Regions from separate parts of the Mus musculus genome. Here region 2 is linked to region 1. A link is a loop called in an ENCODE intact Hi-C map of the cell type or tissue named here. Cell type or tissue: heart. All regions are shown on one strand. Each heading gives the region's core, and the rest is flanking DNA. Links, peaks and the distances in the headings are about the cores only. Region 1 has its middle 23 kb from the start of Gm36874. Region 2 holds the start of Gm36926 (a long non-coding RNA gene).

Region 1 (12,628 bases), core at 3,735-6,234:
GACGTGGAGGTTAATCTTGGTTGTCAGCTTAGACACATCTGGAAAGTGGGAACCCTAATTGAGGAATTTCTTACATCAGCTTGTCCTGTGGGCATTTCTTTGAGGTTATTTTCTTGACTACTGATTGATGTGGGAAGGCCCAGATCACTGCGGACTGCTCTATCCCTAGGCAGGTGGGTCTGGACTGTAAAGAAAAGCAAGCTGAACAGCCAGAGATGGGGAGAGCCAGTAAGCAGTGTCTGTGGTTTCTGCTTGAGTTCCAGCTCTGGTTTCCCTCCGTGACAGACTGTGACCTGCAAGTGTAAATTTCCCCCAAGTGACTTTTGGTTATGATGCTTATCACAGCAACAGAAAGTAAGCCAGGGCGAGACACTGCCTTTAACAAGAGCCATCCTCTATCCCAGAGATGAAAGCTACTCTTTCCCAGCCTGGCATATGCTTGCTGTGGGGATGGTACCCATTTACCTGGTCACATATTCTGTAGATTCTAGGCTCCTGTAGGGCAGGACAACCTGTTTGCTTTCCCTTGCACCTCCAGGTCTAATCCTGAATTCCATAGGGCAGGACAAACTGTTTGTTTTCTTAACATCAACTCTTGTGCCTCCAAGTCTAACCTTAACCCAGAGTTTGTACAGAGAAGGCTCTCTATAACTCCTCTCAAATACGCAATAGGTTGCACATTCCTCTGTGAAAACTATGTACATGAGGATCAGTCACTCTGCTTCTGTCTTCCTAGGATGGACTTTGAGAACACAGCCCTTCAGGGACCTATTGAGATCAAAGACCACAGTTCTGGTTATTTGAACCAAGACCTCTTACTCTTCACCAGTATGACTAAATCCAACAATACCAGTAGGAAGGAAGGAACCACCAATGTGCCTAGATGGGTTCTTCCTTTTCTCCAAGGTGCTTGGCAGATGAGAGTGCCATTCAGGAAAGATGAATGAACCTAGACATGAAGAAGCTCAGAGGAGAATTGGAGTTTGCTAACTCCACCACTATTGGGAAGTAACCCCCTTACCATGGTGTTTTCTGGGAAGGTCGTATGGTGTGAGGCTCTGACTGTTGTATTACAACCAAAAAGGTTTTCTGTTTTCCCCTTTGGGTACTGAGAACACCTAGTAAGGGCTGGGTTTGCCTTGATGACAGTGGATGACTACAATCCAGCAGGAGCCACAGACCCAAAAGGAAATTCATGGCATGGCAGAAAGTGCAGCTCAATTGACCCCACACCTTGCCCATATACACACATTGAAGGGTTCAGCCTCTTGGTTCTGTATCATCAGACTAATCGCATTCTACAGGGGCAGGCAGGCATCGTGATTGGTTGATTGACCTGAGTTCTATAATATAGCTGGGGTATGACAGATACAATCAGGTACAAAAAAAACCTTAGCAGCAAAGGCCAAATGACCAGTTGGGATGTCTGTCTATATAGACAGGTGGAAGCTGGGGATGCAGCTCAATCGTAGAGTCCTTGCACAGCATACACAAGGTCCTGGGTTCAACCCCAGCACTGAGAAAAAAGGGGCGGTATGGGCGTAGGTCATCATGTTTCATGAACATTAGTTAGGAGAGACTAAAGAAGATGGGAGAACACTGAAAGAACAAAGAAAATGGGGGGGGGGAGGGGTGCATGTATAGACAAATAGACAAATAGTAACATTAAATTTAGTGAACTTATTTCTAATCTTGGGGGTGGTGGTGTGAGAAGAGCCTTTTTTTTTTTTTTTTAACCAGAGAACCTTCCAAACATTCTGGAAGTGCAGCAGTACCACACATCTCTAGAAGTGAGAGTCAAAGAGAGGAATACCCCATGAGAACCCTTTTAAGAAGTAGAGTCCTCTGCTCTCCCTCATCACCCCCTCTCTGCAGTTAGGTGATTGGCCCGCATGCTGATGGAAAACCAGAACATCGTTGCTCTGAAAGAGACTGCAGGTCTCTGGACTGAGGGACACTAGGACAATGAATTAATACTCAAATGGCTATTTTGGAACATCTCCTGAGGGCAAGCTTCTGGGTGCTGCAGGAGGTGGTGGCCTCGCATCGATGGAGGTTTGGTAATGGGAGACATGAGTCATGACAATGCAGATGCCAAAAAGGCCAATTGCCTGCCAGTTCTTGACGAGATGGGCTTAGCTAGTGCTTATGGGAAATAGTAAGAGTGGACAAGAATGAGAAATGAAGAGGCAGAGAGCTGGGAGAACAATGACAATATCAGAGGGCTCGGATTCAAAGAGGCAGACCCTTGCCAGGTTGTTTGGAGGATGAGACACCAGATGTTGTGTTTGCAAAAGGCTCCTGCAACTGAATGTCTGGAGAAGTTGGGACCAGGCAGCGGGGGAGAGGGTTCCTGGGCTTTATCAGTAACTAAGGGGTCTGTTAGTAAGGAGCTAAGACAATGGGAGGATTCAGTGGGACCGAGACTCACAAAAAAGACCCTTCCCATGTCCAGGGCAAGGGCTTATCAATTCCTATAGCTCTGCTTTCCCTCACCAAGGACTGTGGTTCTTTATAAATGCAAACACTTCGGGCAACTTAGGACCCTGGATTTACAACAGCCAAGTCCCAGGGCTTTGAATTCTTGTGGGGGGAATCTTAATTACAAAGCAAACTGGACTTTAAATGGAAACACACATTCTTTTAAGCAATTTCTGGAATGTTATCAGTCTTCAACCATCCACAATCTTGGACTTACTGTTCACTGTGAGGGGGACCACCCAGGAAGGCAGCCAGGCAGACCACTGGATAATCTCAGTCCTGTAGTCTTGCTGCCCTGCCTTGTCCTGGCTCCTCCCTAAGGCTGGACCCAGCACTTCAGCCCTATCATCTGAGAAGTGCAGGGCTAACCATTGGCGCCTTGCAGGGAGCAAGGGCTCAGCAAATGCTAGCTGTTATCTTTAATAATTACGATTGGTGCCTGGGTGAACCAACCTTTGACCATGAAGTGGCCTGAGAGTTCAGAGCTGGTCCTATGGGCTCTGGGGGTGGGCAGAGAATGCTGCTGCTGGATTTCTCATTTTCAGCCCTCTTCAATCCAATTTCAAGGCATGCCTTCCTGAAACAGAGATATTTCTTTTGCCTGGAATCTAAAGGGAGATCCATAGCATCCCACTGATGGCATTGGATGCCTCTTCTGTTTGAATTTATTGTTTTATGTCTCTTCTACTGGCTTTGGTATAAAATATATGCACTAACTTAGTAATTTTTAAAGGACAGTTCAGTGGCATGGAATACATTCAGATTATACAATCAGGTCCCACCTGAGCGCCTAAACAGTGCCTACTGTCTCATTGACTGAAGAACTACTATCCAGCTTGTTATTCTGGGGCTCTGAGAAACTTAGAAACCAACCTTCAATCAGATGTGACAACTTGTCTCCTGACATCTGGTCCCCAAGCTTTTTTCTTCTCAGTCTGACTCCCCCACCCAACCCACATTCATACTGCAGGGAGACCCCAGGCCATGTCTAGGCTGTGGAAGCCCTCAGCCTCTGGGTAGCAGCTATTTTGCACTCCCTGCTCAGCTTAGGTGGGCACATTCAAGAAGGTGCTTTGCTATTTCATAGGAAAGTTTACAGGACCTTGTAAAGATTACCAGGAGCAGAAATGCCCCTGGTGTTGTAGGCAGACAGATCTAAGGTCAGATCTAACAGCATGTGAGACACGAGCTGTGTTTTCTGACCTCATTCCTCTTTGGTAGACTGGGGATCAAATCCTCAAGTTAGTTATATTCAGAGTGAGACGAGTTATCCATGGAATAAAATACAACTGACTCTAGAAAATCATCTCCATGCAGACAGAGGCTCGAGCTCTTGACCTACATGTCAGCATCCCCCTCAACTTCTACCATGTAACAGGTTTCTATTTGCTCAATAGAACCAACCCATTCTTCTGCAATCATTACATGTGAACCCACTCAACAGTCCATGTTTTATATGTCAGAAACTGTTCAGCAGTAATCCTGACCAAGATCCAGACAGCTGGCAAATTGGAAGCAATCATTATCCATCCAGCCAATGTTTATCACACTGCATATTTGCACAGAACAAGAGGCTTTGGGTGTTGTTTATATTATAGTCTACGAGTATTTATGTGACAGCCTACGATTATGCAACTTCTTACAAGGACAAGATGAAATCCAGAGTAGTCTGTGTGTGAGGAAGCAGTGAGCCCTGAGGAATACAGACTTCCCAGAGGCTGAAAGGCACCCTGGGAGGGGCCTCCTCTTAAGGCATAGCGAGCCATATACGATGACGATGACGCTACCTCTAACTGTTGGAAGAGAAGGTGATTTTGTGTAGGCATTCTTTCAGTCCGCACCTCCTCCCTTTCATGTGTTGTGTGAAGAGGACAGCTAAGCCCCACAACATTGCTCTAACACATCTCCCTAGGAAGTTAGCTTTGAGAAGAGTTTTATTAGGAAAGAAAGAATAAGGAGACCCATTAGACCCTGAGCACAGGAACAAAGTGAGGAGAGGCACCTGGAAGAAGGTAGGACAGAGAAAACGGTGACCTGAGAACACACTATTGCTGTCCAGGCAATAGACTATGATTTGATTCTTCATACGTGACTGGTCTTCATGGCTGATGCCCTGTGAGGCATTAACCTGCATTCACTAAATAAAAAAAGAAATCAGAGAACTCTGGCCCAAATTCATCAGATGAGAGAAGCTAGCTGATGCTTGTCATCAAAACGTAATAATGAGAAGATTCAATCAGCTCTTACGGAAGAATCTTACAGAAGGATGCAAATAGAGTCATTCCAGTTGGGGGCAAATGATTCAGTTGACCAGACTCAGAGTGCCTGATGTGTCAAGGGATATAGGGTTATAAGAGTAGGCCTACTCAAAAGACCCATAGCACCTTTCAAGGAACTTCTGTGTTACTTTCAAGGACCCTAGGGCATAGTGGCCAGGAGAATTTTGTGGAGCTGAACCCAGAATGGTGAGAATTAGCCTTGCTGACTAGTGACAGGTGTGCTAGTGGGCCATTGCTATATCAGAAGGGTTCTGGGGGACTTGTCTGTCAGTTGCATCTCTTCCCTGCTCTCCTCTCCATGGCTGGATGAATACAGACAGACTTTCTAGATGCTATTCGGGCCACCCATCTCTGGCTACAGCACAGCTCTCCTTGGCTGGGACACAGTTCTGAGCATGAGTCACACTGTCGTGCTGGGTTGACACTTCCTCTCTAGCCAAGGGCGAGCCGAGCCACTTCACCCTGAAGTCTACTTTAGTTCAAGCACTCTAGCACGTTACCAGCAGATCTTACTGCCGAGAGCCATCCAGATAAAGTACCCTTTGCCCAGTACTAGATGCAAAGGAGCACGAGGCACTGCCAGTGCAGACTTAGGGAGCTGAGTCAGTGTTACGCCATCCTCCCTGAGCCCAGGGACACAGCCGCCAGGAGATGTCCTTGGCAACAGCCACTTTGACAGTTTTCTGGGAGAGATGACACTGTTTTAGCCACCACAGCCAGGACACTCCTTGATTTTGGGCATCAGCCCAGTCATCCAGATTCCAATGGCTCCCTTAGCTTCTTTCTTCTCTGTTAACAGATTTTTCTGAAAACAGATAGATATACCCAAGCCATCCACACCTGGTCCTCTCGATGTGTGTTCATGAAGCAGCATAAATGGCTAATTATCTCAGCATACACTGTGTTCTAGCTATTTGCTGCTACACTTAGCCCCCAGCTTCTTCTTTCCAGGGAACATGGGCATATGAAAAGCTACCCCAGAGATTGGTCTGGTAAAGCATGGATCTGGCCCAGGTAACTCTTTCTGTGGCTCTAGTTATTATGCATGTGTCTGTGCCCCTCTCCTTGCCCCTGAGTCCAGCTGACACTTTCTGGATTTGTCTGTTTGATAGCAGTGTGCTATCCTGGAATCCTTTTAGTTCACGGGAGTAACATTTTTCTCATCCCTTCTCCTCATGCTCTGGCATTTATATGCTGGGCCTCCTCTGATGTTCAACATGTTGACCAAGATGTGATGGGGCATCTGCTGGCCAGGAGACAAGTGTCCATCCCCATACTTCAGAGATGCTCATGCAATGCCAACTGCATACGACATGTCTTCTGCTCTGGGCTCTCATATGAAAATGAGAGGTTAGCATGGTCTCGGGGCACTAAAGAAGGCTGAGGTCACTCTGAGTTAGCATCCTGCTGGGTGGGGCAGGGGTAGGGATGACAATGGAAAACAAAGAGTTAACATCTCCCCTGTGCTCAGTCTTTGCTAGGCATTGCCTGTGGCTCAGGAGCCTGTTCCCTCTACCCATAACCTCATCTCTCAAGAGAGTTAATATCAAACAAAAGCGGGGATAGCGGAGTGTCTTCCACCTCAAATTTACCAACCACACACTCTGTTTAAGAGCCCCAACTATCACCCATGCTCACTAGGCACCAAGTGCTGCTGTCCCCAGGGCCTCACTGTCTCCTCTTGTTACTGCCTGCCCACTCCTGTCCATCATGCCTTCTTGCCCCAGAGTTTGTCCAGAGCTTCTCTTCTCCCCTGTCCTCCTGCATCCTCTGTGGTCCTGCCAGAGTTACCGGCCTAGAGCAGGTTAAGCGTGGGCACTGCAGTGTGTCACCAGCAAAAACTGTCCCTATTAGCAATCTATCTGCAAGGGAAAAGGCCAGACTGGAATGCTGTGTAGGCTGTCCAGTCTAGCCTCACCTCTGAGCACCCTTCCCCCATGGAACAATAACAGCACACACTCAAGGCCTTCTAGGGCATTTCTCAGCCCATTCTCAACTGCACAGTACCCAGCCCTCCCTCATTCTCCAGGTGATCTCTGCTTGTCCTCCAAGTGCCAGCACCACACCTTTACTCCCCAAAACCCTGTACCGACGGCCTCAGAATTCAAGTGTTTCTCCTTTGAGACTACTTACTGTGTGTGGCTCATGAGCACATACAATGGCTATCCAAATCATGCCCAGTGTATATCTCATACAGAAACTCTGCATGTGATCACAACTTATTTTTATATTCCCAGCTGGTGCAAAGTGCCTGCCATTTACCGGAGGAATTATTTTTATTAAGTAAGCTAGGCTACAGGAAAAAAATAAAAGACTAAATTCAGCAGAAAGTTCAGAGGTGGTGGGATGCGTGGCTGCTGAAAGGGTAGGTGGCGGCCAAATGTTCTCAGAATTTTGGATGCCTCAGGTAAATACAGCTTTGGAAATGCAAGGAATAAAGGAGGCGGGGTGGGTGCGTTTCTCCACCCCTAAACTTTTTGTTGGTGTCTGAGAACTCAGAAATGTAACTGCGCTCTGCCTAAACAAAGCCCTGACTTTGTTTTCTATGAGTGAGGGGGAAGGCTCTGGGTGGGTGTGCAGAGTGCCAACAATGGCTGTTCTCACCCATACTTTTGATCCTAGCTAGTTCAATTTGGCCATCAAGGGGAGTCCCAGCCCCTGTCACCATGAGTTATCTATAGAGAGAAGAGTTACTCCAGAGACAAAGAGCACAGAGTGTGCCAACTCCTGCTAGCTTCTGAGTCTTCCCTTGGAATTGTTTCCTGTAAACATGCAAAAAAAAAAAAAAAATTAAATAGGTGCCTGCTCTGTGTTGGGAAGGAAGGTAGGAGGTATCTGAGGAGGACTAAAATATGGTTCCTCCTTCACCGAATTCTCAGCCAAGGGAGAATGGGAACATAGAAAGATAATCCTAGCAGAATGCAGCAGGCCACTGAGGGGTCATGGGAACAGAAGAGAGGGTAAGCCAGTTCTCTAGGGCCCGGATCAGAGGCACAGAACAAAACCCTCAAGTCAACCGTGACTCAGGGAAATCAGAACTGTAATTTCTCTTGCAAGAAAAACATATCCAGAAGTGGGCAATTCAGGCTGGTCTGGTGGATGACTCCTGGTATCAGGTTACCAGAACATAGGGCTGCACATGTCTTTCTCACCACCCAGCCCTTGACCTCTGAAGCTCTGCTGAACCTCCTCATTCCAGGCAACAAAGGGGACAGAACCCCCTCTCACCCACCCTGTAGCTGTGTCAGCAGCCTTCATTCCAGGAAGTCCCACATGGTGTTCCTGCTCTTGTCTCAGTGGTCACATCTCTGTTTCCAGGCCATTCCTAAGGTCGAAGAGGTCAAAAGGACCCAGGTCAGCAGTAGGCTCAGCTAAAAGTCAAGGTTCTTCTCCCAGGGAAGGAAAGCAGAGTACGTGACTTTCCTTTCACTATGATAGATGCAGCTTGTGGATGGGAGAGTCCTATTGGTTCACGGGGTTAGAGGGTGAAGCCCGTTGTGTGAGCATAACGTGGTAGCCAGAGTGGGATAGTCTGTAGCCGAAGCTTGTGGTGCAACATCTCGCAGGGCCAACCAGGAAGCAAAGACTGGATGGAAGCAGGGAGGGGCTGTTACCCTCCATGTCCACTCCCACTGACCTACTTCTACCAGTCAGGCCTCACCTCTTAAAGTTTCCACAGCCTCCCACTCAACATCACCAGCTGGGGACCAAGCATTTAAACATACAAGTCTGGAGAGTACATTTCACATCCAAATTGTAGTGAGCTAATAGTTTTTGCCATGCTAAAACCACTTGGAATGGTAGGGAGCATCTATCTCAATTACCAATGTCTTCCGGTAAGAGAAGGGCTGCATGAGGAGGTGGGCTGTGGCAGAGCATCTGAGATGTAGTGTTAGGGACCTGAAAAGTGGTTTTAATGCTGGAACCCTGATGCCAGAAGGGGAGGGTGAAGGGAAGATCAAGAAAAGAGTTGTCAACTCCAAGAGACTCCCACAGAGAGATGTAGGAGCATGAAGGGAACTTATGTAGTGACTATTAAATGAGTAAATGAAAAAGAGCCATGGGGAACCTAATCTGGAAGACTGAACCAGGAAAGTCTAGGGTCCATTGATGAAGATGAGCAAGCCAATGGCACACAGCCATGGTATTACATTCCATAGTTCTGTGGAGGTATAGTTGGCTTACAATTAATAATTCTATATTGTTTTCCTTAGATATGTATATATGTGTATTAGCCAGGGTTCTCTAAAAGAAATGAACTCATAGAATTGTGTATATATGTATATATATTCTTATATATATATTCTCATTTATCGCTAATAAATCCCTCCTCATTTATATGATATATGTGATATATATCCCTCCATATGTATTTATAAACACACACATATGAGGAAGGATTTATTAGAGTGGCTTACAGGCTATGATATGGGTGGTCCAACAATGATTGTCTCTTGAGGAAAGGTGAAGGATCCAGAGCTTGCTCAGCCCATGAAATTGGATGTCTCAGCAGTGGCAATCTGGTGCTGGAGTCCCAGGGAAATCCTAAAGAGCTACTAGTTTTCAGTCTACATTGAAATCCTGAAGAAGTAGGTGCTAACACCAGCAAAGGGGTATCTCAGGATAGATGAATGTGTTAGCCAGAGTGAGAGCAAGCAGGCAAAACCCAAAAGCTTCCTTCTTCCCTGTCCTCTTAAACGGGCTGTTACCAGAAGATATAGTCCAGATTTAGGAAATTCTTCTGACCTCAATGATCCAACCAACAAAAAACAACCCCCACCCCGCCCCCACTTACGCACACAGGTGTACCCATATGCTTGGGTTTTAGTTAATTCTAGATGTAGTCAAGTTGACAATGAAGATCAGCACCATAATATGTGGCTATGAAACAGTCACCACAGAAAGATGAACATATTGGTCACACCCTCGTATTTCCAGGTCTTCCATCTTCCCTGCCCTAACTCTAGTGATCTGCTTTCTATCACTAGATTTGTCTGCATTGGTTCGTTTTATACAAAAGAAGCATGCCGTGTTCTCCCGTTTGTGTGGCATAAGTTGCTTTAAACTTTACCCATATTGTCTGTGGAGAGGTAGTTAATTCTTTTCTATTGTTGAATTATATCCTGTCATGTGCTCTTACACAACTTCTCTGTACTCACTTGTTGATGAAACCAAGATTCTTGGTGCTGCTTTGAAAGTTTAGGTCATGATACTTGACACTGTTATACATCTTTGAGCACAAATTTGTATGTCTTTAGTGCTAGGAACAAATGCATAGGAATGTAATTGATTAGGCTATATAGTCAATGTATGCGATATGCTCTAAGAGTCAAGCATTTAATTGTTAGAAAACTATAAATCCATGTGAAATTTTAATGAAAAAAAAACCTTACTCAGTCTCACCCAGTGGTAACATCTAGCAAAGCTATAGTTCAACATCACAGCAAGGATACTGACATTAGATATAATTTTATCATATTTGTTCATGTGGCCACCACCCAAGGCAAGATACAAATTAGTTTTCTTACCATGAGAGACTTTGTCCATTTATATCTGTGCTCATTTCCTTTCTCCACATCTACCCCTGTTATTAATTCATAATATGTTTATATTTCAAGAATACCATATAATTGGAGTCTTACAAACTTTTATAATTTTTCACTTAGCATAAACTTCCCTTACAATTCACGTAAATTGTGGCTTCCTCTTAATTACTGAGTAGCAGTGCTCCATGATAAAACCATACTGACATTTGCATAGCCATATATTATAGAATAATAATTATTTACCTACATTTGCACAGCCATACTTTATAGATTAATAATTATTTCTATCCCTGTTGGCTTCCATATAAATGAGACTATGATTGATTGATTGATTGATTGATTTAGCTTTAGCGCAATTACTGGGCAAATTACCTCTAGTCTAATTTTCTAATGTTAGACTGGCTTCTTCCCCAGTTGTGCTCCCTAAATACTTGCTGTTTGCATTTCTCCCCGGCTACTTCTGCGCCACCAGCCTGTCCTCAGGGTCCATTTCACTCAGGCTCCTGCTCCATCATCCCTAATGGAGACCTCTGTCCTCCCTGTCATCTTCCTCTGTGCTCCTTCCCTTTTTCTCTCCTTCCCTCTCATGGGCCCAGTGAGTTACAGGCTGAGACTTGCAGCCCTGTAACTGACTGAAACTCCGCCTATTTTATTATTCCCAGTAATTGGCTGCTGCCAGTTTTATTTAACCAATAGTTTTAAATTGGGGAGCAAGGTTTACACAACAAAGTCTGATGTAATTGGGAATTTGCTCTTCTGAGGCAGCCAGATCTTGGGGTACAGAACTTAGCATTTGAATACGTAGCAGCACCAGCCCAACCCCCATCAATATATCTGTTGAGAAACATCTTGACTACCTCCAATATAATCTATCACGAATGAATCTGCGAGGAACATTTGTGTACAGATTTTTGTGTAAATACAGGTTCTCATTTCTCCAGGATAAAATTTCAAAGTACAATTGCTGGGCTGTATGTTAGTTTTATAGGACGCTGTCCTGCTGTCTTTCCGGATGGCTGTACCATCTTCTGTGCTCACGCTAGGCATAAGCAGTTAGGCCTCTCGGCATTCCTGGAAGCTTTGGGTGCTGCTGTTTTTGTACTTGTCATAGTTGTTTTATCTCGTGTCTTCCTACTTCCCGCCACTTTGAACACCTTTTCATGTGCTTATGAGCCATCTCAAAGCCTGTTGTCAAAGGCCTGTTCTTATGTTTTGCCCATTTTATAACTATATTTTGTGCTTTTTTTCAATTTTCCTAATTCGTACAGTAGGGTCTAGATGCCAATCCTTGGTCGACTATGTGGCTTGCGCTGATTTTCTCCCAGCTTCTGCCTTTCTTTTTCTAGCTCCTGAATACATGAGTTATTTGTGAGACGGATAAACTCTTTCCACAGTGGTTGTCGCATTGGGCAGGATGTCCAGGAGCACTAGGAGCCTGGCTGCTCTACATCCTTGCAGCACTTGTATGTCCGTTTCTTTCGTTGAATGCTTTCTAGTGGATCTGTAGTGATGGCTCATGGCAGTATCGCTTTTCCTTACGGCTGATGGTGTTGAATGAATTTCCTCATGTTTATTCTTTTTTATTTCTCCTCTGGATGAATGCTTTGCCCATTTTATTATTGGCTCACTTGTCATCTTCTTAAGTTGCAAGAGACATTTACATATGTACGTGTGAATTGTTTGTCGTGTATTTGCATTGTTGATACTTCCTTTTTGTCTATGGTTAACAAGATATATTTTTAGAGAACATCTTTTCCTTATGGGAACTAGATTTCATTTTATTTCTTAAAAGAAAAATGAGTTTTCCTATTCTCTTGACTGGAATTAAGACACGAGAGATTGCTTAACCAGCAGAGCAAATAATGAGAAATATTTATTTCCACATCACCAGAGTGACTGTGAAAGGTGACAACAATAAACAAAATATATGAGGTGATTTTTAACACTAATAATTCTACTTAAAATATCACTTTCTATTTCTCACTATGATTACTATTTAATCATTCAGTGCTTATCACTTTGGTTTAAATTTAATTATGAGCAACATTCAACTTTTTGTAAATGGATCTAGCCATTTTTATTTTAAGTATATATTTGCATTTGCTCTTTGTTTATATACTTATCTATAATTTCGCATATTTATATCATACATTGTGGTTACATCTATACCCATTCTCTTCTCTTCTGTCCCTCTCTCTGAACTCCCTTTTCCCAAGTAGTCGCCTTCATACCTTCATGACTTTGTCGCTTTTGCTTTTTTTCATCGAGTTTTGTTAGAGCACCCTGCTTGAGCTTGGGTTGGGGGATTTGATGGAAATCAGG
Region 2 (12,628 bases), core at 5,622-8,121, 89 kb after region 1:
ATGTAGGCATTGCTTTTCTGTCATTGATGACCTTTCTGGGGTGAATAAGTGTGTGTTTGTCGTGTCTTTCTAGGAAATCTCACATGAGAAGCATGAATATGGAAACCTAGTACTTTAGGAAATAGAATTGACCCAAACATGTTCATATTTTTGAGGAAGCTTTGGGTATTGAGTATGTATTTTATTGGATTCATTTAATAAGCACAACTGGGCAAGTATTAGTGCTCTTGCTAGGATTAAAAGACCTCCATAGTTACAGGATTCCTGGGTATGTGAACATGTGTGTCTCTGGTGTCTCTATGTCTCTGCATTTCTCATGCTTTTTCTTTGATTCTTTTTCTTGTTGGGTTGTTTTGTCCTATTCTGATTTGTTTGTTTTAGTTTTATTTTATTTCAATATTATTCCTTAGATAGCTGTTTTCTAATGAGAGACACAAAGGGTGTGGATCCAGATGGGAGGGAAGGTAGGAGTGAACTTGCAGGGATGGGAGGAGGGGAAACCATAATCAGAATATGTTGTATGAAAAATATCTACCTTCAATTTAGAAAAAAAGACCTTGGTGGATTTTTTTTTGAAAGGCCACTGTTGAGAAGTAATGCAAAGTCTTCACATGCTTATTTAATAAGTTTATAGACTTAACCAGCAGAGATGGAGCAAATGCGTGGCCTGAAAATCCACTTTACAAAGCTCCTTGCTGTATCACAATACGTTGCCCAGGGAGCATTGTCTGTAGGAAACACATTTGGCTCTTGCTCTCACACATTGAATTTCGCAGGTTGTATTAGAACAGACTGGGATCTGGTCTACCACTGCTTATGATGTTTCCCAGCTGCAATGTTTATGTTACTGTTTTCATTACTCATTACTCATGTTCATTCTTTGAAAGCCTATTTCCAGCCATTGAATCTTTTTCATGAACTGAGAATTTAACAATAGAATGGTGTGCTCAGTGAACTAAGGTAGATGTCACTGGGCAGATGGATGTGGGCTGGACTATCTTTTTTTAGCCTTCCATGAAAAGTTATTCCTACTGGGAAGGTGAGTGCTGTGATTTGAATATGAAATGTCCCCCATAGCTGCGTGTGCTGGGGGCTTTATTGTAGCTGATGAGGGTTTTGAGACATGATTGGCTGTTGACCACTCTTACCCATGCTGCATTCAGAATACAGGGCTGTTCACAGGAAGTGATAAAGAGCAGGAGGTGACATCTAGTTAAAGAAGTGCACACTGGGGGTTTCCATGGGAACAGATCTTTCATCTGCTTCTCCCAAGCACAATAAAGCCAAGAATCTCCTCCATGCCACACCCCAGTTGCCATGATGCTCTGCCCCAGTCAATGAAGCCAAGCAACTGTGGACCCAACCTCCCTGCCTGGAGCTATTCTCTCAGGTATTTTGGTCACAGTGACTCAAAACTAATGACTGTATTACTTCAAAAGGTAATTTACCAGGCATTTAAATTTAGAATATCTATGAATAAGAGTATTAAAATGAGAGGTGGTTTGTGTGTCCTGGAGATGTATTAGGACTTGTGAAAACAGTGAAAGAGAACTTTGCATCCCTAGGGTCAACTATCGCCCAGGTCCCCACCTCTTCTAGTGTTAGAAAATGTGACCATTTGGACTCTCGGGAGAATTTGAATTTTCCCCTGTACACTGTCAGAGTTTCTCTCAATGCTCTCAACCAGGATTTCCTCCCCAGTGAGAGGTGCCTGATTTATTTAATTGACCAGTTCTTCTAGTTTCTCCCCTATTTCTTCAGCACATGTGTGGGGGAGGGGTGCATTCTCTCCAACTCCTGCTGTGGGACATCTATGGCATCTGTGAGCCAGAGAGACAGATTTCTACTTCCAATGTGTCTTGTTTAGCTGATTGTTGGTACAACAATTAAGAGCCCTGACACCTTTGCAAAACTCAGGTACTATCTGGCTTTGAGAATTTTTAGAGTTAGTTCCTTGTCCTTACTTCATATTTGTCATCTGAGGGCCACTTTGCAAAATATCAATAGGAAGAAGGAGACAGACTGGACGTGTCATAGACTTCAGACTCAGAAAACAGTCTGTCTCTCAGACCAGTGGTGGCCTCACTGCTTTAAAAGCCACCAAGGAGATTAAGAGAACAGGTGTCCACTGCTTTCAACACAGTGACCCTGCCCACTGCTGGACCATGTGCTTCCATGTTCAGTGAGTCAGATGGCCCCCGCTTCTCCCTCAGGAAGGAGCTTGGGATCTGGTAGTGAAAGAATGGCGAGGTGTATCTTTAACACTCTGCTAGAGAAAAGAGCAAAAGTAGACCCTTTGGTGGGTCAAATTATGAAAAAGTAGAGGAAGTAATTCATTCTAGTAAGTACTAGAGTCAGCTGGCATGGAGGACAGTGGTGGCATTGAAGCAATAGTGTGGCTCATGTAAGGGAGGGAGAGCAGTTCACACACAGAGAAGGACAAATTGGACCAGGGCACAGTTTGGAAATCAAAGAATGCAGTTAATGGAGGAGTGTAAATGCCCATCCCACAGGATGTGGAAAAATACCAATACCTGGAGTAGTGTGTTTGGTAAGAGCCCATTATCACTAATCCATAGTTCTACAACCCAACAGCTACAGCAAAACTCTGCAGCAATCCAATGGGATAAATGTGCTAAAGGGACTTGAGCTGATATTTCTTCAAAAACTTATGAACAGCCAATAAGTGACTACCAAGATTCTCAGCAGCTCTAGCTGCTGGAGAAATGCAATGTAAAATTTCAATGCAGTCCTGCATTATACATATTAGGTTGCCTCCTATCAAGAACAAAACAAAGCAAAAATAAAAGTGTTAATGAGGTTATGCAGAAAAATTGACTGCTTATACATTGTTAGTAGTACTTTGATGAAGTTGTTATAAAATTAAAATTAAAAATAAACACTTAAGATAAAAATTTAAAATAGGATTATCATATTATTTGGCATTTATTCTCTAGCATTTACCTGAAACAATTGAAAGGAGAGTCTTAAAATGATATTTATAAAATGATGCTTAAAGCAGTATTTTCATGATAGTCCAAATGTGGAAGCAACACAGTATCAATAAATGGATAAATAAACAATACAATATACTCATTCAAGGGAACATTGGTCTTTAAGGGGGGAGTTTATAAAACCTGCTACAACATTACTGAGTCTTGATGAAGCAAGTCAGTTACAAAAGGACATATGCCGTGTTATTTGATTTATATGGTGGACCTAGAGTAACCACTTTAATAAAGTAGAATGGTGATTTCCAGGAGCTAGGGGAAGCGGGATGGGTACAATTTGTAAGTGAAAGTGGTCTGAGGATGGATGGTGGTAAGGATTGCATCATGGTGCTGATGTGCTCAATATCAGCGAGCTATACATTTAAAGATGAAAACTTCTGCTGTGTATAGTTTAGCACAACTAGGATGATGAATAAAGTAATTAGTAAGACAAAGGGAATGCTCTAGTTTTATTTTACCTGTTGTGACCAAATATTCAAAAGGCAGCTAAGGGAAAAAACAGGTTTGTTTCAGATCACAGATTCTGACTACTACTGTCTATTATTTCAGGAAACTCAGGGAAGCAGAGACTGGAAGCGGCTCATTATATCACAATTCTCAAGAACACGGAGAGATGAATAGTAGTAGTAGTCATGCTTAGTAGTCAGCTAGCTTTCTCTAGCTACACAGTCCAGAGCCACAAACTAGGAGAATTATGCCACCTACTCCCAGGCTAGCTCTTCCTATATCAATTAAAGCAATCAAGATCATTTATACTCTCCACAGTCCCTCACTGAGACCCTCTTCCTACATGATCCTAAGCATGTTTAGTTGACAGTTAAAACCAACCATTACAGAAGAGACATTCCATCAACAATCTTACCCAGTGGTATACCTTGTATGTTGCAATAATAACTCACCAGACACTCTATGTCCACTGGCAAAACAGTAACATGACTATTAAAGGGGTAACTGTGTACTTTCTGGTTGAATTTGAGGCCTGTCTAACAAGAGTACATTCATGCCTACTACTATAAACCTGGAGAAGAGCCCAAGGCTGGGGAGGATCATATACCTCAAGGGGGAACCTTCTAATAACATTTTACTAAATGGACACATTGTCCAAGTGCCTTCCAAATATTTATATACCTATAGATTAGTCTGTCTCAGCCTTTTCCAGAGAGGCTTCCTATTGCAGTGGGTGGTAGGCTCATAACTGGCCAAAAAATAATGAGAATACATGACAGTTGTATGCTCATCCCTAAATAGGGCATCTATAGTAAGTCCTCCAAGGCCCAGGGGCATCACAGAAAAGTGGACAAAAATTGTATGAACCAGAGAAAGGGGAGACGTGTCACAGAAGACATCGTCTATACAGGACACAGCTGTGACATTCATGAATTCACTAATTATACACAAGATTGGACCAGGGACAGACATCAAGTCCCAATCCTTATCTATGGCAGAGATGGATTGGGGGAAGGAGGTGGTGTAGAGTCACTTGATGTCCATCTACAGGAAGTTCCTCTCACATATTCTCATCTAAGCCACTCTGCTGAAACCCAGTGCGGCATGTGACCCTACCACATAAAAGGAGGAGAGGCATCTGTTGAGAAAAAGGAAGTTTCCAATGGAAGAGGGAGGGGAATGAGAGGGGCAATGAGAGGCGAAAATGATTAAAACATACACATTATACACATACACAAAACTACCAAATAATAAAAATAAACAAAATAAAAAGCCACAAAACAAAATCCACAAATTTGAAGGGACAACCAATCTTATCTCTTATATTAATCTTATATTTACATAAGTTTACATAAATTTGTATTTCGCCTAGAAGTCCAGACACTATTCTAGGCAGTCAGTGGTGGGATGAAGAGGAAACAGGGCTGCCCTGTGCTCTTGGAGTCATGGGAGCAACAGCTTAGAAGACCAGAATGGAAGTGTGCCACTCAAGAAAAGAGATGTTCCATTCAAGAAATGGCATGGATGGGAGAACAAATGATTACACCCAGCAGCAAACCATGCTGAGGAGCATACACTTGTGCCTTTGAGTCAGACGAAGCTTAAATGGGAGGTGACCCTCAAATGATACTGAGAAACTAGGAAAGGGAGATAGAGTTACGGGAAAATATGGGGGACTAAAGGTTAAGGCCATACTTATAAACTGTGGGCAACACATTTCATCCCACAGCCCATCCTACACAGAAGAGGAGGATGGAACCTTGGTAACTAATGAGGGACTGCCAAGGGAAGGAAAATTTGGGAGGACTAGATTCCTCATCCCAAGAGTGGTCCTGTAGAGAAAGACCTTTGGAGTATCTGGTGGGTTTCTTAGATGCCCAGAATGCAGGGTTAGGGGAAGGGAGGGAGAGAGGACATGAGTAGCAGGATATGGGGACCATATGGGCAGGTTATTCTAAACTTTCTGAATTTGTCTTGAGGAGACACTGCTGGAAGCATGCATGGCTCCGGGAAGATGCTCTGCTTGTGGTGGGTCTCTGGGAAGAAGGGCTGGGCAGCAGGCAACAGAATGAGAGGCATGGGATGAGGTTTGGCAAAAGGACATTTGACTCTGAGATAGGCCACAGGGAAACAGAATCCTTACGAGCAACAGGAAACCAGAAGGTGGAACAAAATGGGAAGTGGAAGACACCAGGCAGTCCGTGTGGTCGCCATTATTCCAGGGTACCTATTGCTGCTGCCATCACATGTGGACATCCAGACTCCAGCTTCTTCATCAGACTCCAGCTTTTTCATTAGACTCCAGATTCGTCATCAGTTTCCCACTAGTAAATGTCTAGGGAGTTTCCAGGCCTTCAGCCTCACAGAGTGGCCGCAGCATGGCTCCTCCCCATTCAGAGATGGAGCTCTTGACCTGAGCAGCTACCAATTCTCTGCATCTCCACTATGCAGGCAGTCAGCTGATTACCCAGCCTCCAATCCTCTAAGCCAGTCTAATAAAAGCCCCCTTGAAAACCAGAGGCTCCAGGCTTCTTTGAACGGAGAGTGAATCACATTGGGACTGAGGGCGGGGGGAGCGGGAATTTGGTTGCACTTTAATTGCCAAGGCTGTACTACCTTTTCCTGTGAAGGGGGTAGAGGCTGAGGTGCATCAGCCTCAGAGTTCGTATGATGAAGGTCTGGCTGCCAGTCCCACCGAATGTGACTGAGTTTGGAGATAGGGTATTTAAAGTAAAGATGACAAATCTGACAGGAGGCCGTGAAGGGCTTTTGGCCAACTGAAATGAATGACTTAAACAAGGAGAAAAGTCCTGAGAAGGTGTCCCAGAAGAAAGCAACCCAGTGACACCTTGGGTCTGGAATATAGATTATACTCTTACAATATAGATTATAAGAAAGTAAATTCCTGTTATTTGAGCCACCCCACCCAGTCTGTTGGCCCCAGAAGACTGACACAGGTCTATGGAAAATGATCATTACTTTGATATCTTACAACAGGGCTGTGAGATGCTTAGAGCAGGCTTTTGTGAAAGCTGTGAGGAAGCAAAGAGGAACACAAGCCAAAAGGTGTAACATTGAGCTTCTAAGAAGAATATAAGCCGAAAGGTGTAGCACCGAGCTTGTAAGTGGGACTTCTTAAGACAATAACTAGACATGAAACGGTCTGCCCGAGGAGTCACATGGCTTTGAATTCCCCAGCCATCCCTTGCCTCCAGGGGGGAAACCTGTACTGCAACCACTGCCATTTGTCATAGATCCTTGTGCTCCTGTGTGTGCTGAGACCAGGGCTGGGACACAGAACCACAAGCAGCCTGTGGCTGGAATTTGTGGCTAAGCAAGCAGCAGTAGAAGCCAGATGTCGCAACCCAGGCTTGTCCAGAAGGCAGGCTGGACATCCATGGAATTCATGTGGTCACAGTATTGCATGCATGTTTTGGGAGAGCTGTGTGATGAATGGAGTGTTTATAAGCATTGGAGAGAAAGCTGTGTATTCCCACATTCCCATGGCCCTGACTGCAAGCTGTGAGCTGCAGGGCCTCCTTCCCATCAGCTGCGCATACAGAGTCCAACCAGGCTCTTTTTCTGACTTGAGAGGAACATTCTCTGGCAGAGACTAGGCCTGCAGGGTGCTCCAGGAAAGTCGCTTTGGGAGCAGGAATGGCCAGGTCTGGATAAACATAGTTCAGGCCCTCAGATATTTTGAACATGACTAAATAGCCAGCCACACAGCGCTTCATCAGAGCCCTTCAAATAGTTCATCTGAAGTCCTGGCTGTGATCCAGGCAGTTGCTGGTCAAATGCTAAATCTACTGTTCTAGAAACCAAACACCATAGTGTTTTAGCCTTATGGGATGAAAGCTAAGGCCCTGTGGCGTTGTTGCTAGACTTGGGGAGGGGAGTTCTCTACACTCCAAACTTCATTTTCTTGTTGTCCGAACTGGTGATAATATAATGAAGGTAAGTCTTCAGTGGCAGAACCCTAAGTTTTTAAATAGAGAGGCAAAGGAGGACTTTTGTTTGGGTATTATTGGAAAGTTCTCCAAGCCTATAGCCTCCATAGCAGCCACATCCAGGAAACACTGGAGGTGACGCTGGGGATAACAGTGATGAAGCTAATGAACTCTTGACCTATCAATGGGGCATAGTTGAAATACCCCAATTATCTCTTTATCTATCAGTGAGGCATAGTTGAAATACCCCAGTGACCTCTTGACCTACCAATGAAACATAGTTGAAATACCCCACAGTACTGGCTGCATTCTTTTCTTTTTTTGTTCTTTTCCTTCCTTCCTCCAATCTTCTTCCCTTTCTTATACCATGGTCTAGGAATCTAAGTGCAAGAATGGACACTAGCTAGCTATCATGATTGGAAATGATGCTGGATGGCTGCCGTACGGCCTTTCTCCACACAGGCACACTGCAGGATACATGGTGGCTTGGAGGGTCACTTTTCTAACTGTGCATTCATTCATTCATTCATTCACTCAACAAACACCTATTTTATTTCACACACCATAACTTAGCATACCCCCAAAGCAATAAGAGAGGCCTCAGTCATTCGTAAGCTTATAACATAGAAGGATGATCATAACGGAAAAACTAGGCCTCTCATTTGTTATTCCCGGCCTCATCAATCAGTGAGAAGCTCATAGGCCCGTGACATGCAGAGATGTTGATTTTGCTGAAATATGATATAAACTGCTTGACTGGGCACAGTGTAAAGTGTGGACTTCTGAGTAGGAAGCAGAATAAGGCAAGAGAAAGATGAGTTCTACTGCCTTCCCATCATTAATGCCTCAGAGAGAGATGTGACTGACTTTTCCTGGAGAGTCGCACTCACCCCAAGAAAGGAACCCACAAAAGACCAAAGTGTGGATACCACGAAAGTCCTATTTAATGATCAAATGACTTTTTATTGGGGTTACTTATAGGAATGCGGGTGAGGGGTTATTTACAAGCACAGAAATGACTCAAAGACAGCTGCATCACCAAAGGTCACCTCAGCGTGGTGACGGCTCACAGAGCAGGGAACCTGGGGCACACTGCACAGCCTGCAGGCAGTTCAACAGGCTGAAGAGCATTCTTTCCAGGTTGTCCTGTCCAGTTGTTCTGAGCCTCTTCCAGGCAGTTTGGCTGATTCCTGCTTGTTCCAGACTGCTTTGCTCTTTTGAGAGTGGCTCTTCCCAGCATTTATTCTTTACTCTCGGGAGGGAGGGGCCTAATGAATCTGGTCAGTTTCAGGGACTTCCTTAAATTATTTTGAGTTATTTAGTTTTTGTCTTAAGGAGTCTCCCTGGAGCTGAAAGTTTTAACCTGTGAAGAAACTGCTACATAAAAGAGATGCTTGGTTTTCTGTGGCAGTCACTAGTGCAGTTGCCTTAAATGTTAGAGCATCTCAGTGCTATTGCAAAGAACTACTGGAACTCAGAGCTAGCAGGAATTTATATTAATAGACATGAAACAAAATGAAGATCTCTGAGGCAGTAATTGTTCCTACCCAGACAGGAGAAGAATTTGAGAGAAAGAACAGATAGAATTTATGAGTACCAATGAGGAAAGTCATGTCATGCTCAGACAATATCTCTATGTATCACATGACATACCAGGTGGAAGATGTCAGGAGGAGACTCACAGAAGAGGTGTCTCAGAGTAGATGACTGGAGGGGAGCCAAGTGCTGACCTGCAACCCCAAAAGCCAAAGGAACTCTGGCCAAGTTAGTAAGAGAGATAGTATTTAATCTCTGACTAGACACAACACACAAACACAGCAGACAAAAGACGTAGAACAACTAGAACACTGGAAATTTGTCAACAAAGAATGGTTTCTTACCCCTGAGAGATCAAATCCAGATGAGGCAGATGAGTTTATTGCAAGTCCATACCTCTGGGTTCTCAGTACTGCAAGAAGAAACCCATGAGTCAATTCCTGGAGCTGAGAAGAATCAAGAGCCTAGCATCACTGTGTCATGTGGGGTCTCCATCTCCTTCATGCCAGATCTCTGTTGTCTTGAAGCATCTGAGGGGCATACGTCTTCAAGCTCAGTCCATGGATGTTCTGCATTTCCTTGCCAGACCTCGCCTAGCATCCTTAACACAGCTTTTAGGCAAGAATTAAGGTCTATGGATAATTGTAGAGTTATATCTCCTGCTCCAACTTCTAGCCTGTGGTGAGCTAAGTGTTAAGACTACTTGTTCAGGTTTCTGTTTGGTTTTCATCGGCCTTTTTATGAAGATTGACCAAAAAAAAATGTCATTTGTTTCTGTGTCCAAAGAATAGTGTTAACAGTCTAGTGTGTGAGATATGTGTAGTGCTGTGACTCTGGGCCTGAGATTATACATTTGTAGAGCCAGCTTTAGCTCATTTTCCAGCAAAACTACTCAAGAGGCTGCACAGACCTGTGCAAGTTCACAGACTGTTTAAAGGCCCGCCAGAGGTAAGCAGAGACCTCATCTTCCTCCCCCTCCCCCTCCTCTTCCTCCCCTCCCCCTCCTCTCCCCTCCCCCTTCTTCTTCTTCTTCTTCTTCTTCTTCTTCTTCTTCTTCTTCCTCTTCCTCTTCCTCTTCCTCTTCTTCCTCCTCCTCCTCTTCCTCCTCCTCCTCCTCCTTTTACTTTCTCCCCTTCCTCTACCTCCTCTCCCTATCCTGTCCAGCTCTTTAGCACTCTGATGTCCTATGACATTCAGTGGACATGTCCGTCTCCCACGTCTTACAGGCTCACGTAACTAATTAAGATGAACTAGAAATAACGAGCAAGTCCCCAGTAATAACAATAGTTCACAGGAAAGTCTTGCTCTCCATTGAGCCCCAGAGCATACTACACACACAGGACTCTCCAGATTGACAAGTGACTCCTCAGAATAACTAGCCTCTCAGAAAGCTCTGAGAGTCTCCATAAGACCAGCAAGTACCACAGGCCTCTAGGTAGCTTCTAGAGCTTTCTGTCACTCTCAGTTTTTTGGAGATGCAGCTGAATCAACTCTTAAAGTAAATTTCTAAGCCTCAGAGGCTTTGGAGCAAGAAGAAATTAGTTTGCTACCACAGGGGACATTGCCTCTCTTCCCATTGTCATAAACTCCTGGGTAACATGGTTGGCACCCATCTCCCAGATCAAGGGTTATTAGTGTATCAGTTACTTTGTTCTGTGTATCAAAACCACCTCCAAATTTATTGGCCTAAAATAGCGTGTGGTTGGCTCTCACCATTCTCACGTGATTTTCATTGGCGTCCCTCTGCTCCAGGTCCGACTCTGGTGTACTTGGGGGACCTTAGCACAGGTAGCTGGGATGGTGGTTGAGAATCTCCTATCGCGTTTCCTCTCAGTCTCCAGAAGTGAGCAAACCAGCTCAGTCAGTCGACAGGGTCTCAAGGGAGGAAGTGAGGGTTGAAAAAGAAGAAAAGCAATTAGAGAAAAGTATAACATGGCTTCAGCCTGTACTGAGGCAGAAGCAGCTCTAGTCTTTCCCAGTCTGCTTTTATATCATTCTAGGTACATCCAAAAAACCCACGGCCGGTTCTGAGATCAAAGACAAAGTAATCAAGTGAAGTAGTAAACAAAATGATCACATAAGATAGTAATTAGCAAAGTAGGAAGCCAAGCGATCACACAAGATAATAATTAAGTAAAGTGGTAACCAAAGCCCCACGGTCACCGTTTCTAATATTCTTATCTGAACCTACTTCCTTGTCGGAGCCCAGTGACAAATGCCAAACTCCTACAAGTGACACCAAAAGCTCTCAACCCAGAAGCATGTCTGGGCTTCCTCCTACAGCATTTCCCATGTTGCACCGTTAATATCACACTAGCATGGATAGATGCCAACTTAAAGAGTGGAAAAATAGAATCCATCTCTTGAAGGAGGTGAGCATTAGGGCTGAGAAGTGTCTGCGGGCTGAACAATGGTGTTGGTCTCTGGCTACAGTTGCTGCTCAATAAATATCTATTGAATATTGTTTTAAGAGGACTTCAGTCTTGCTTCTCATCACATAGTTGAATTGAAGATGTTCAAAGCACACTTGTCCCAAAGTCCGGGCTCCGTAGAGTGCCGTGGATGCCAAATACACTTAGTCACCACCTGGAAAAAGTCAGATGTCTCTCACCATGGAAGAAATCAGCAGAGTCCAGTGACCTCAGCAAGGCTTCTGTTTCCTTGATGGAAGGCAGCGCTGGTGTGGGCAGGAAACTGATACTACAAGTGGCAAGCTTCTAGTAGATGGCCAGCCTGTTTCAGCTCCACCCAGGAATTCACACACTGTGTGCTACGGGAGAAGGGTTGAGGACCAGATGCCAGAGCTGCAGAGTCAAAATGGCTCTTCGGTTCCTGGGATAGACACATGCCTGCAGTGTCGTCTGTACATACAGATGGCATAGACTTCCACCAGCTGACATACAAGTGTGTGCTCCTGGTTGCCCTTTGCCTGGCCTCAAACGGAGGAGCCCATGAGTTCCTCCTCACCCTCAGCTTGCTGTAGTGAAGGCTCTTTCTGGAGCAAGCCATTAAGCAGCACCTGTCTATGGTCTCTGCTTCAGGTCCTGCCTCCAGGCTCCTGTCTTGGCTTTCCTCAGTGATATGTGACCTGAGAGTTGTAAGATGAACTAAACCCCTTCATCCCACATCTGTTTTTGCTCTGTGTTTTATCACAGCAATAGAAGACAAACTAAGAGGGTATTCATTAATTTTTCTAATGTGTCACTGGATTCAAAATTCAATCTGCTGGATTATTAGAAGAAGGTGTGGTGTGATAGCACCTGACACTCACTTCCTCTGGACATTTCCTCAATTTCCTTGGGACATTGCTGAGTTCTGTGATCTTGGGATCCACTGGGTTCCACCACCCACCCATGTGTGAGTCTTCACTCAAAGGACTTTGGGGATGGGCATTTGAAAACTCCATGACAGTAAGAGACCGTAGAACATGGCAAACTTTGTTGGCAGTGTACAGATGGAACTACATAGAAGAGGCTTCATAGCCTGAGGTTTACTGGGGTGTGTGTGTGGGGGGGGGGGATATAGCACACAGAGATGAGGATAGGGAGTTCTTGTGGAAGGGGACATCAGAAAGGGGATCTTATAAGCATAAGATTCCATTTTGTCCGTAGGTAGATGATGATCTGATGTATGTATGCAAAGAAGGTAGAAACTATAGGGCTAAAAATATGATTGTCAGAACTA

What was found. Peaks named below come from ENCODE experiments on the same cell type or tissue, not always from the same donor. Only the 100,000 strongest peaks of a DNase experiment are listed, where the experiment ranks them.
Region 2: a loop joins it to region 1, with 2.0 times the contacts of the local background. A loop is called at or near these places in 2 of 42 quality-filtered maps.

The regions. Positions count from the first base shown.
Region 1 is chr11:63,021,570-63,034,197 of GRCm38, forward strand. No RefSeq gene overlaps it. Among named protein-coding and RNA genes, the nearest start is that of Gm36874, 23 kb to the right of the region's middle. In heart, for the core only: no CTCF peak of the experiment used is centred there; DNase peaks (open chromatin) are centred at 4,022 and 5,262.
Region 2 is chr11:63,108,360-63,120,987 of GRCm38, forward strand. It overlaps Gm36926 (a long non-coding RNA gene), which reads right to left and starts at 10,900. Exons shown (of 3, transcript XR_388733.4): 1 at 10,658-10,900; 2 at 9,289-9,356. In heart, for the core only: no CTCF peak of the experiment used is centred there; a DNase peak (open chromatin) is centred at 6,962; H3K27ac peaks cover 847 bases.